Regions from separate parts of the Homo sapiens genome. Here region 2 is linked to region 1. Evidence: chromatin loops called from intact Hi-C (ENCODE). Cell type or tissue: heart right ventricle. All regions are shown on one strand. Links, peaks and the distances in the headings refer to the core of each region. The heading gives the core; the rest is flanking DNA.

What was found. Peaks named below come from ENCODE experiments on the same cell type or tissue, not always from the same donor. Only the 100,000 strongest peaks of a DNase experiment are listed, where the experiment ranks them.
Region 2: it touches region 1 in a loop (5-fold over the local background); 1 of 110 quality-filtered maps calls a loop at or near these places.

What each region holds. Positions count from the first base shown.
Region 1 is chr18:3,744,242-3,751,497 of GRCh38, reverse strand. The region is part of intron 5 of DLGAP1 (DLG associated protein 1); the gene reads left to right. Among named protein-coding and RNA genes, the nearest start is that of DLGAP1-AS6, 95 kb to the right of the region's middle. In heart right ventricle, for the core only: no CTCF peak of the experiment used is centred there; a DNase peak (open chromatin) is centred at 3,863.
Region 2 is chr18:3,810,995-3,818,250 of GRCh38, reverse strand. It overlaps DLGAP1 (DLG associated protein 1), which reads left to right. Exons shown (of 13, transcript NM_004746.4): 5 at 3,978-4,192. It overlaps LOC124904368 (small nucleolar RNA U13), which reads right to left and starts at 6,934; the gene lies at 6,831-6,934. In heart right ventricle, for the core only: no CTCF peak of the experiment used is centred there; no DNase peak of the experiment used is centred there.

The sequences.
Region 1 (7,256 bases), core at 2,844-5,343:
AACAATACCCCATCTCTACAAAAAAAAATTTTAATTAGCCAGGTGTAGTGACACACACCTGTGGTCCCAGCTACTCAGGAGACTGAAATGAGAGGATTGCTTGAGCCCAGGAGTTCGAGGCCTCAGTGAGCTGTGATAGCACCATTGCACTCCAGCCTGGGCAACAGAGTGAGACCCTGACTCAAAAAGAAAAAAGAAAGAAAATGAAAAATGTTTTACAGCAAAGTATTTTAGGTCTAGAATAATGATCAACTGAGTTACCCTCTTCATTTATTTATTTACTCATCCATTTCATGAGATGATTTAAAGACAGTGCCCGGCATAAAGGAAGCACTCAAGTGTTAGGGGTTATTAGTGGTAATTAAAGTAAGACATTTAAGTGCCAGTGTACCACTGTGTAACAAAATGAATGAAATATTGATTCTGCTTCTAAGAGCTCAGAAATCTGAAGAGTACACAAACGTATAACCAAATATTAATAATTACAACAATGGGAAAAGTGTGTAACAGAGAAGTATAAAAGCCACTATAGGGGTACAGATGGAGGACTTTAGTCTGGGAAGAACAAAGGAGGCCTTCTGAAGGGAAATGACCTAAATAGAGGTTCTAACACCCAGTGACCTGCTAAAATGAGTTGAAGAGTTTGGTGGGTGGAAAGCAGAGGAAGGAGAGCATTCCAGGCCATAGAAACAGTGTGTGCAAAGATGAAACTTGCGAGGGCATGCGTGATCACGTGGGGAAACAGCAAACGAGGAGACTGGAAAATCAGGTAAAGAGTTTAGAGTTTCTCCTGTGGTTAAGAGGATTCACCCAAGGAGCCTCCGTAAGAGAGTGTCGAAGTAACTAGCAGGACAAGAGAGATACATTCAAGGATACAGGACTCATGATAGGAGCATGGTTAGGAGAACCAAGGTGAAGCCTGGACTGAGGAAGCAGTAGACCAAGAAGTGCTGAAGGAGAGAGAGGCAAGAACTGAATATGGAACTACCATTCGACCCAGCAATCCCACTACCAGGTAGATATCCAAAGGAAAATAAATCCTTCTACCAAAAGGACACATGCACGTGTATGTTTATTGCAGCACTGTTCACAATAGCAAAGACATGGAATCAATCTAGGTGCCTATCAGCAGTGGGCTGGATAAAGAAATATGGTGCATACACACCATGGAATACTACACAGCCATAACAATGAAATCATGTCCTTCACAGCAACATGGATGCAGCTGGAAGCCATCATCTGAAGCAAATTAACGCAGGAAACAAAAACCAAATGCCACATGTTGTCACTTATAAATGGGAGCTAAACAGTGGGTACACGCAGACATGAAGATGGCAACAACAGACTCTGGGGACTACTAGAGAGGGGATGGAGGGAGGGGACAAGGGTCGAAAGACTAACTGTTGGGTACTGTGGTGCTCACTACCTGGGTGATGAGATCACTCATACCCCAAAACCTCAGTATCACACACAATATATTCATGTAGCAAACCTGCACATGTAACCCCAAATCCAAAAAGTTGGAAACAAGGAAAGAGAGAGAAGAAACCATATTTAAATGTATATAGGAAGTAGAAACAAGAAAATATGATTATCAGCTGGATTTGGACAGTTAAGAAAAAGAGACAGGATAAATTTCTGGATTTCTAGTTTGGTTGACTGGGTAGATTTCAGTGCCATTCATCTCAATGTGGATTAAAAAAATAAGAAAATTTGAGGAGAAAGGTATGTGTTCATTTGGGGTTCATGACAATTTTTTGGTACTTGTGGAACATCTGGATAGAAATGTACAGTAGTTACTTAAAACTTCAGTTTTGAAGTTCAAGAGATCTCTAGACTACAAATAGATTTGGGAGTGATTAGCATAAGGTTGGTAGTAGAAGCCATTGAGGAGATGAGATTGTCCATAAACAGAATGTACAATAAAAACAGAATATAAACAATTATAAAGTATTAGGGAATAAAAGCATGTAAGGGCAAGTTAGAGGAAGAGGAACCCAAATGAGAATCCAGGCTGGATTCCCCAAGAAATAGAAGGAGATGTTGGCCGGGCGCAGTGGCTCACCCCTGTAATCCCAGCACTTTGGGAGGCCAAGGCAGGCAGATCACTTGAGGTCATGAGTTCAAGATCAGCCTGACCAAAATGGTGAAACCCCCCTCTCTACTAGAAATACAAAAAAAATTAGCTGGGTGTGGTGGCATCCGCCTGTAATCCCAGCTACTTGGGAGGCTGAGGCGGAGAATCACTTTAACCCAGGAAGCAGAGGTTGCAGTGAGCTGAGATTGCACCACTGCACTCCAGCCTGGGCAACAGAGTGAGACTCTGTCAAAAAAAAAAAAAAAAAAAAAGAAGAAGAAGAAGGAGGAGGAGGAAGAGGAGGAGGAGGAGAAGGAGAAGGAGAAGACAGAATAGGAATGTGGAAGTTAAAAGGCCAAGTTTCCATTGGAATTACCTTCAACACTATGTGATCTCTCAAAGTCATGATTTCTTTATCTAACAGTAGCCAGGCATTGGATAAATGGTAACAAATGTCAGGTATTATTATAAAGTAGAAATAACTCAAGAGGCAACTACAAAAGTAAACAACTTTAATGAAAGTTACATTTCTATACGGATTATAAAGCCATTATAGGTAAGGTTACTGAAAAGAAAGGCTTCGTTTTACCAAAGCAGATTGACTACTAAAATGCCCTGTGTTTGATTCCCTGAAACTAGTTCAACAGAGAACTGTCACCTACTAAGTACCATTGTCCACACCAAAGCCCAAGGGATCAAAGCCTCTCAGTTTAAGCCATTAATGTTTATGAGTATGATTTGATAAAAGTGTCATGACCAAGGCCAAATACGTTCATTTTTGAAATACAATGAAGTTAGATTAACCTCCTGAGGCCATAAAATGTTTCCTCTGGGTCCCATGGAAGAGCCTTACATTCCAATACTTTTGTAAGTCAGAGAGAAGACAACGTGAAAATGAACAAAACTTAGGGTGCAGATGGCTCCATAAGATGGTCCATCACCTCCAAAGATTCTCCCATTAGACTCCATAACCTGGAAGCATTTCCTTCTTTGGGGGAAAAAGCATCCCAGCCATCTGAAGTTATTTCCAGTAATATGTTGCAAAGTTAGTCATTTTGTCTTTTGAGACACTGGTTTAAAACTTTGTGGTCTGATGATTACTGTACACGCTCTTCTTCGCAATGGCAGCCTTCCGGATACAAAGGGTCAAGCTTGTTTGTGTGGTTGGCTCACTGTCACCTAAGAACTTCCCATTATTGGTTGTACTTTAAAGTCATGATAATGAATGGGACCTCCCAGCCCAAAAAATCAAAATCTCCCTTTAGTTCTGATAAGCTAGGAAAAGTTAACTTAGCATAAGTAATTTAGGGAGAAGGATGGAAAAAGAAGAGTGCCATTTCGTTAGACCAACATTGGAAATAATTAACGTAACATGAGAGAGTTAATGTTTCTGAATATGCACACTGTCTTTCTTCTGAGCAGATCAACTTTCTTTTGAGGTAAAGACAAAGTCATCGATGCACTATTTTGGTGTTTATTTAATGAGCGTTTCTGCATCCGGAGCACATGGGCATATAGTAACCTTTATATTGATAGCGGAGGGCTCTGTTCTATAAGTGGGCAAGATAAAACAGTTCATTTCCTTATATTTTGTGTGTTATTAATGTATGCATTGTTTTATCAGGAATGACTCACCAGAGAAGAACTATTCAATTCCTTCTGAATGATGTTTCACTTTGAAATTTGGGAATTGTGCCTTATTTCATAACGAGTGGCCAGAGTGAATGATTGTTGCAATGATGCCTCATTTCCCCATTCAGCCAGCAGACGCTCATTTTTCAAAACGCCGGACTTTCACTTCTTCTTTGAATATACACCATTTATGAAACAGCCACTCCCGTCACTGCCCTGATAACATTTGGAATGGCATCATCATTTATGTTGGCAATATCATTGCTCTGGGTCAGGTTGCAAAATAGTCAAAGAAACACATTTGTCATCTAATGCGCAAGTTCTAAAGAGAAGTGAACTTTAGGTTATAAATGCTTCCAGCTACGATTCTCTTTTTCTAAAAAAGATCTTAAAAGGAAAACGAATTTTTCAGTTTGTTTGTTGGTTGAAATTTTTGGCATTGGTATTATAAAGCGATGCAGCTGGAATCACCATAATAGCACGTAACACATGGAAAATATTACCTTGACCTGGCAAACTATTTTCATGTTTGACCACTACTTGAAGGATCCATAGGGCACATTTCTAGAACAATTTTTTTCTTTTACTTTTTTATATTAAAAAATACAGACAGGGCCTCACTATGTAGCCCAGGCTGGTCTGGGCTCAAGAGTTCCTTCCACGTAGACCTCCCAAAGTGCTAGGATTACAGGTGTGAGCCACACTGCACCCAGCCTAGTTTATCTTTTGTAACAGTAAAATGCAATAAGAGATTTACTTTCGATGTTATATTCTAGATCTGTCTTAATTTGGTTTCTCCCTCAGTGCAGCTGCAAAAAGTGGTTGCTTATCACATTCTCAGGGTTTAGTATTATTAAGAATAGTTTTTGGCTGTTATATATTAAGTAATTCCATACAAGCTTTAAGAATAGATGCAATCGTACACAATGCTACTAAGAGGACACTTAGAATATAGGGAATATCTTTACAATTTGAGGACATCAAGATGGATGTACATGAATGTAATGTGTAAATGTATGTTTTTTAAAATCCACATTTCTCTAATTACTAGTGAGATCGAGCATTTTGTCATATGCTTGGTGATATATAAAGTTACTTTCCTGTGAATTTATATATTTATTTTCTTATGATTCCCTCTTTATAGGCTTTGACCATTTTTTATTGTGTTGGTTTCATTATTTTTATTCATAATTTAAATATTATGCATGTGAACCCTTTTTGCTGCTTAGTGTTGCAAATATGTTCTTATACACAATGACTATTTTTCTTAACATTGTTGACAGGATCTTTGGCTGAACAAAAGTTTTAAATTTTCATGTACTTCCATTCATTAACCTTTCTCTTTATGGCATCTAAGTTTACCACGATGCTTCTAAAGTCTTTCTCTACCATATTCCTTTGCATTTCTTTAGGCCTTCTTTATTGCCTTCCATAAGGCTTTATAGGTTTTTTTATTCATAAAACATTGATAAATTTCTCTTTAAATTGTTTAAGTATAGAAATTGAGATTATAAAATATAATCTATATTGTATTGGAGAACTTTAAGTTTTTAAAATATTATTTTTCATCTATATGCTTAGTAGGAATTCATTTTTCCCCAAGTGGAGGCAAAAAAGGTCTAACTCCATTATTAAATACTTGATCTTTTCCTTGCCTATTCCAACTGCCACGTTTGCAATATATTATATTCAAACACATACTTAGTTCTGTTTCTGGAGTCCTTATTTCATTCTACTGCTTTGTCAGTTCCTTTACTAACATGACCCATTTTCATCATTGCAGCTATAAAGTATAGCTGAGGCCGGGCATGGTGGCACACTCCTGTAATCCCAGCACTTGGGGAGGCCAAGGTGGGCAGATCCCTTGAGGTCAGGAGTTCAAGACCAGCCTGGCCAACATGGTGTAACCCCTTCTCTACAAAAATACAAAAATTAGCTGGGCTTGATGGCATGTTCCTGTAATCCCAGCTGCTCTGGAGGCTGAAGCAGGAGAATCGCTTGAACCCAGGAGGCAGAGATTGCAGTGAGCTGAGATCGCACTACTGCACTCCAGCCTGGGCAATAAAGCAAGACTCCATCTCAAAAAAATAAATAAAAATAAAAAATAAAATATAGCTGAGATCAGATAAAGGGCATTCCTCCCCTTGTTTTTTATTTATTTTTATTTTCTGGCTGTTCTTAGAACCTTTAGACCTCCTTACTCATCAACCACATTTAATTTTCGTGTGGATTCTCAAATCTATCTCTTCCTCTCTACTACCACTAATACTTAACTGAGCCCTTTTCCCTTGTTTAGATTATAGCAACATTGCAACCACCTTAACTGGCCTTCTTTCTCTAGTATTGCCCAGTTTAGTCTACCCTCTAAACTCCGTAAGGAAATCTGATTATTTTGAGGACTCACGTAATTTTTTACAACGGTTTTGTGGAAATATAATACACATAACATATAATTCACCATTTTCAAGTGTACAATTTAATGATTTTCATATATTCAGAGTTGTGCAACCAACACTATAACTAATTTTAGAACTGTTTTATCACTGCAAAGAGAAACTCCATACCCTTCAGATATCACTTCCTAATGCCACCATCTTCCTATGCTTTCCCCGCCCAGCTCTAGTCAACCACTCACCTACTTTCTATCTTTAGCGATTTGCCTATTCTGGACATTTCATGTAAGTAGAATCATGTAATATGTGGTCTTTTGTAATATGAGGCTTCTTTCAGTTAGCATGATGTTCTCAAAGTTCATCTATATTATAGCATGTATCAATACTTCATTCCTTTTTTTAGTCAAATAGTTCATTTACCACATTTCATCTACTCAGAGTTAGACATTTGGGTTGCTTCCACCTTTTGTCTGTTATGAATAATGCTGCTCTGAATCTTATATAAACTTTAAAATGAGTTTGTTACATTTGAATAAAATTTCTATGGAGATTTATGGGGCAGTGGCTTATGCCTGTAATCCCAACACTTTGGGAGGCCAAGGTGGGCAGATCACTTGAGGTCAGGAGTCTGAGACCAGCCGGGCCAACATGGTGAAACCCCATCTCTACTAAAAATACAAAAATTAGCCGGCCGCGGTGGCGTGCGTGTGTCATTCCGGCTACTCGGGAGGCTAAGGCAGGAGAATCACTTGAACCCAGGAGGTGAAGGTTGCAGTGAGCTACACTCCACCTGGGCGACAGAGTGAGACTCCATCTCAAAAAGAGAAAAAAGGTAAAATTGACATGGAGATTTTTGTCGCAATTACGTTAAATTTATAGATAAATTTAGGGAAAATTTAAGTTTTTTTACAGGAAAATTGTTGTGGGGGTTTTTTGCATTAATTTAGCACTTACTTAGTGCCTTCCATAAATTTTATCATTTTCTTCATAAAATTTGATGCGTTTCTTTTTTGTAATTTCTGTGTATTTTATGTTTTGCAATTTTAAAGGGAATTTTTTTCATTAAAATTTTATTTGATGTTACGTGGAAAAGCTGTTAATTTATGTATTGTTACCTTGTATCTAGCTACCTTGAGGATTTCCCTTAAAAGTTC
Region 2 (7,256 bases), core at 2,099-4,598, 67 kb before region 1:
ACATATGGTTTCAGTTATAGACGGGCTACCACTGAAATAGACAATGCACACTAATCCTCATTTTGTTTCATCAAAAATTAAGATCTCTGTTGGAGTGCTAATGCTTAAACATAATAATTAAAAAGCAATTAATCCTTTTTTCTCATCCATAACTACTATAAAATCTAACCTGTATTAGTTTGCTTTTATTATTATTTGTTTATGTTTGTTGAGTCCAACCCCCTCCTAAGCTGGTGCACACAAGCAGGGCATCCCACCAGCCTGAAATCAATGAGGACCTGCACTCTTTGTCTCTGCTCCAGCTTTCCTTCTACCAAGACTTCCAGCTCCTGAAACTGCCACCACAGTAATAACGCAGGCTTTTCAGAGACAGCTGCAAGGTTATCTTTTTCTTTGGATTTTCCTAAATCTTTTCTCTCTGTGCAGCTGAAATGGAAAGACACAGCAACCTCTGCCCAGCTCACAATAGCAGCTGCAGCCATGTAATTCTCCCTTTCTTTACAATCAAAAGGCAGTAACATTTCACTCTTTGGGCCTGGTATGCTTATCACTTTATATGCTTTCTTCTAAAACTATCTACCTAAGCAATGTCTCCCTTTTGCTTTAGGGTTTAAGAAACAAAAACTAAAAACTGACTCGATTATATCGATGTTAATGGCCCTTACAGTTCAGCAGTTGTGTTTTTCTTCTCCAAGGTCTCGATTTTCTGTCTTTACACTTTCCCTAGAACGGATTACTGTATTATTTTATGTGTAATCTTGTTGTATGCTACCTTTAGGTATATAAATAATGTATTACTATTCAAATTCCACTCCAATGGAAGTCACTTCCACATAACTTCTTAGCTGCTATCATTTGAAAAGTAAGATTAATTGAAAGATACACAGGTTAAATACTTCTCAGCTGGTTCCCTAAACAACAGTTACAGACTGTTTCTAGTATGAGCCCAAATTTCTACCATAAACTAACTTTGAAAAAAATATCTGAACAAAATTTGCCATGTTTTGTTGCATAAGCCATATGAGCTAATCAGTTTGTCATTAGTCTCTGACATACTCCAGAGAGCAATGCTTATGAACTTCACATCAGGATTGAGAAATAGCAAGTGTGGTGTGCGTCATCTATGACCCTCAGCTGTACCAAGTTAATTTTTAAAATGTAATTGCTAAACCTATAATGAGGCTCTGAAGATGATCATATCTATGCAGTGAGTCACCTGCCAATGCAAGGAAAACAAGACTGTTCTCAGCATTTATAATTTCCTGAGAAATCTTTGTTGCTGTGGTGATTTTGATGCTTTTACCTACAAAAGTAAAAACATTACATTGTTACTAGCATAATTAATAAATGACAAGTGTATCAAATGTGATGAGCACAAAGGTGTCCGGGACTATAATTGCTCAGTTCTGCAGGTGCCACAAAGCACAGCCTAGAAAGACAAGGAGCATTAAACAGTGGTCAAGATATGGCCCTAGGAACTGCCTCATTGAAACTCAGCCCCTTCTTAGCTGTAACTCTGAGTGAGCTACATAACTTTAGTGTCCTCATTTGTAAAATGGGAATAATAATAATACCACCCCTCCGCTGTGTGGATCAAATGAGCTGACATTTAAAAAGCACTTAGAACAGTGCCTGCACACAGGAGCACAATATAAGAATTTATTAAATAAAATGAACATGCTGCAGGGTGATGCTTCATCTTGGTTAGTACTTTTCAGAATTAGAACCTACAAACCACTGTTTTCAAGACCATGAATAGTAGCATCTCTTCAATCTGAAGTTCTTAGATCTAAACTTTCCAGTTATACAGGTGAATTAACAATTAAAAAGGAAAGAATTATGCTCTTTTAGTAGAACATCTATTCTCACTTCCTTAGAACCTATAATATTTAGAAATCTGTGTCTGATATGTGTGTGTGCTATTGTGGACAATTTTCTTAACACTTTAGGTTTCAAAGTGACATAAATCATAAAATTTTGATTAATATAATTTTGATCTTAGGAGTTAAACACCTCGAACCCTAGTGCTGCCGTTTTAGCTGTGTGTCCTTTGGCAAGTTACTCACCTTCTCTGACCTCCTGCTTCTCACCTGAGAAAAACAGAAAAATATGCACAGGTTGTTGTATTGATGAAATGAGATCTTATAGGCAATTTTTTTTTAGCACAGTTAAATGTTAATAATGAAGTACCATGTTATTTTAATGGATAAGCAGTAAATAGTTAACATCAAAATATTAAAAGCCTTTTTATTTTCTCATTGCAAACCTGGCCAATTCCAGGGAGCCTTTCCTGGATCCTCCTTTCCCATCACCATTACTGCTAACTCTCGTTTCTCTTCTCGTCTCTGTTATAAATATGTTGAGGGCAAGAACCAGCCTCCCCGTTTTTTGGTCTCTTTTACTTAAGCCTTGTGCAGTGCTCTGTCCACTATAGTATGTTTGCTATGTTACTTCTTAATGAATAAAAAGAGTGGTTATTATGCATTTTTTTTCACGTCATGAAAAATGAAGAAGGAATGAGATCTAGGTTGAGTTCATGTTGAAGTGGAAAATCTAAGAGGAACTGAAGAGAAAGTCATGAAGATGGCTTCTAAAACGTAGTGCAGTGCTCTGCTGAACTCAGAAAAAATGACTGTGGAAAGAAAAAAGAAGAGCAGTGCACTGACAATATGATTTTGTTGTGGTATCCACAGTTAGGGACTTAGAGTAGGATCCAGCAAAGCAAAAGGAAAGGAACAATTCAGACAAGTAGTAGCTACACCAGGTAAGTCAAGCAATCAGAAGGCCAAAAGGGGAGAAACTTGCAAAGAGGTGTTATTTGTGTGTATGTGTGTGCACGGGTGTGCAGAGGCCAAGAAAAAATAAAAGCAAGAAAATGCCATTATCTTCCATTAGGAGATCATTGGAAACCTTTAGAGAGTGCTTTAAGCAGATCTAAGGAAGCTGAATCCAAATTAAGAAAGATTCAGAAAGAATAAGTGACTGGGGAGTAAATGCAGCTGGTAGAGACCACTGGTTTAGGAAGAAGACAGACTGGATATGAGATGGTAAAGTCGAAAGGTTCAAGGAAGGCATAGATCAATCAGTAAACATTCCCGAATCTTAAATGGCAATTGAAAACAAATCACTGAAAAGCTCAAATAAAATTGCTCTCCTTTCAAATGGCATTCTTATGCCTGACTCAACTATTATCAGCATGAGAAAACTGAGATGTACAAATGATTCAAAGCCAATGGTTTTAATTTTTCCTACTACATGAGTCATGTTAAAGACTGAGAGACGTGGATTTGTACATATTCAAAATATTTATGAGCCTATTACAATAAAATATTGTTATTGAAAGGTTAATGTCTAAAGTTTCAGATAATTATATTACCAATATCCAGCACCATACCAAAAAAAGAAAATACTTGGTCTTATTTATACATTTTTAAATAACTAAGACGATAATTGGAATGTTTGTAACACAAAGAAATGACAAATGCTTGAGGTGATGGATACCCCATTTACCCTGATGTGATTATTACACATCGTATGCTTGTATCAAAATAGCTCATGTACTCTATAAATATATACACTTACTACGTACTCATAAAAATTAGAAATGTTAGCCTGTAATCCCAGCACTTTGGGAGGCCGAGGCGGGCAGATCACGAGGTCAGGAGATTAAGACCATCCTGGCTAACACGGTGAAACCCCGTCTCTACTGAAAATACAAATAATTAGCCAGGCGTGGTGGCAGGTGCCTGTAGTCCCAGCTACTCAGGAGGCTGAGGCAGGAGAACGGCATGAACCCAGGAAGCAGAGCTTGCAGTGAGCCAAGATTGCACCACTGCACTCCAGTCTGGGCGACAAAGCAAGACCCCATCTCAAAAAAAAAAAAAAAAAATAGAAATGTTAAATCTAAAAAAAAAGAAAAAGAAAAGAAAAAGGTAGGCTTTTATAAAAAGTGATTTATCTGTTTTCTATCTGAATAGGTTCCACAAGATGAATGGACAGGGTACACCCCACGAGGTAAAGATGATGAAATTCCATGCCGAAGAATGCGGAGTGGCAGTTATATCAAGGCCATGGGGGATGAAGACAGTGGAGACTCAGACACGAGTCCTAAGCCTTCTCCAAAAGTTGCTGCGCGGAGAGAAAGCTATCTCAAGGCTACTCAGCCATCCCTTACAGAACTCACCACACTCAAGTGAGTAGTCCTAACCCTGCACTTGCGATAGTCCAGGTGCTTGTATTATCACCGAGGCTCAGATGGTGTGTCTCCTAGAGTAAGTGGGGCAGAAACATCCTACAGGTGGAGCAGTGCAGTACATTGATTGTGACTTTAGATCTGACGTCCGTACCCCAGTCCCTTTGTAGAGAGAGGCAACAGATGTGTTCTGCATTGATCATAAGCTGAACCCCTCATCTCTAAGAAGCAGAAGAAATCCCATCTTTTCAGAAGCCATTCTGGATTTAAAAGAATCCAGAATGGCTTCTGAAAAGGATTGAAATTTCTGGTCAATGAGAATATACATGTATCCCAATTCTTGAACGTTTGCTCAGGCACGAAGTACACACAAGAACTTTTTCTTAAGACTCTTGAATTTTTCAGATAATTGAGTAACATAATAGAAGAGATTGTCTTAGAGAAGCTTATAGAGTGTGACCGTGCTTTAAAATTGGATATGTGAAGGTTCTTGACATACATTTTTAAATTTGGGCACTCGATATGTATTACAATTGAAGGCCTTAAAAAGGTTTTGTTTTGCAAATATAAATATAGTCATACATCATTTAAGGACGGAGCTACATTCTGAGAAATGCATCATTAAGCGATTTCACTGTGCACACATCATAGAGTACACTTACAAAAACTTAGATGGTCTAGCCTATTACACACTTAGGCTATATGGAGTGGCCTATTGCTCCTAAGTTGCAAACCTATACAGCAAATTACTGTACTGAATGCTGTGGGCGACTCTCACACAATGGTAAGTATTTGTTTATGTAAATATATCCAAACATAGAAAAATACAGTAAAAACACAGTATTATAATCTTATGGGACAACCATATTATATGCATCATTAACTGAAATGTCGTTGTGCAGCATATGACTGTAGTCCTTAACTGTATTTGTGCTGTTTGTAAACAAAGAATAGCGCTACGCAGGAAACCACTGAGATTGATTATTTTAAGCAAGACCTGATTTCATTCTAAATGCTGTTTATAGAGAGTAAATTCTTTAGAGTCTTGGAATGTAGAAATAGATAGAATTCCATTTGGACCTGAAAAATATATTACGGATAATTCGTATTTTTAAGTGCCTTTGATTCCATATTTTGATGAAATGAACATTACTATTCATGCATTTATGTTACTAAATAAAATATTAAAAGGCAAAATAAAACAAAAAATCAAAGCAGTCGAGTTAAGGAAAACAAACCCAATTGTTAATCAAGAGCACTGAAAAACAGCTGACTATTGTGCGATGGGAATTTATTTAAATAGCAGAGTATGTTGTATTTTAAAGATCCGGACAGAGACGGCCTCCCATGAATTATTTTTCAAGGGTTCATGTGGAACAATTCTGGATCATTTTAATCAAAAATTAATACCAGTGCATCAGTAAATTAAGCCAAGAAAAAAACCTCTTCCTTCTTTCTTTGGCTTCCAGTTGCCCTTCCTCTTTGCCTTTATTACTACATGTGTTACTTTTCAAGAATCATCAGAACAAACTACCACAAACTTGGTGGCTTGATTAGATCTACAAAGACTCTATTTCCAGATAAGGTCACATTCACCGATAGTAGGAGTTAGGACTTCAATATATCTATTTGGAGAACAGAATTGGACCCAAAACATTGCCACACAAGGTAAAAAAAAAAAAAAATTCGTGGAAATAAAAAACAGAAACAAGTCTTCATTGCACTTTGGCGCGCCTAGCAGAAGCTCAGAAAATTAAATTAGAAGAACTGGATTTGTAAGAAAGGCAGTGGACCAAGGTGACATGAAATGAGGGAGGCCAAGGACCCTTCTGAAAAAAAAATTCTTCTATGGACCTTAAAATATCTCTCCACTAGACACAATGTTAGGTAGTCATGGCCATAGGGTTAACATCTTCCAGAAGATGCAAGAAAAGGATTGCAATGGGCAAGAAAGTCACTTAAACCGGCAACCTCCAGAGTCCTTTCCACCTCCTAAGTATCCCGTTAGGTTGTCATCAAGATGCATTGGTCACATTCACTGAGTGACACTTTGGGTCTTGGGTGATAAGATAGAGGAATTGCTCTTGTCCACAGCAATACCCAGGTAAGAGGAGAACAGAAAGATGTAGAGCCATGAGGAAGATGAGAAGAGTGCTCTGAGGAGACTGAGGACAGGGCTAGAGGGTAGGGGCTGAAATCAATGTCACAATTGTGCCCTGGGCTACTCTCATAGCTTCAGGATGTGGAGGATCACTCTGAAGTCATTGAAACTCTTTCTTTCTCATTTGCCTTCTTCACAATATGACCCTCCTCCAACGTCCTGGACCGTATTTTTGTGACCACCATATATTTCTTTTACTGCTCAGAAGTTTTCAGAGCAGAAAGAGGCAAACATGCAGATGACAGCTAGGCTGATGGTAGAGGGTCAGCTCCTTCAGACGGTGAAGTTGTTGAACTGGGTATGAGTTAGTGACTGCTATTTCATCCCTCCCCACTTACAGAAATTCAAAGTGGTGATAAATGGACAGGAGAACACCTACTAAATTGAAAACATTTTACTTAGGATGGAGTTTCCCCACACCATTTCTGTTGTCCCCTGTTCTTTGGCAGGAAAGAGAACTTTTTTTTCCTATGTTTATGTAAGACGGATAGTGTGCCAACATCATAACAAGGTTTGAAGGAAGCACATCTCATATATTACTGTGAAAACTCAATCATTATGATTATGATCCACAAAAGGATCACAAGAGAACCTTAGACAACCATTCAAACATATCTTCCTTCCCTGTGCTACCATCACATCCCCTAGAATCATTTCTCATAGTTCCACTTACCTCCATTCGTTTCACACTCACCTATTTTATGAGTTCCCTTTGTCATTACAGTCTACACATTAAACCTCCGTCATCTTCAACTGCATACAATTGTTAGTGACCTCTAGTTTAACCAGATTGGCCTGGCACGGTGGCTTACACCTGTAATCCCAGCACTTTGGGAGGCCAAGGTGGGCAGATTGCTTGGGCCCAGGAGTTCGAGACCAGCCTGGGCAACATGGCAAAACCTT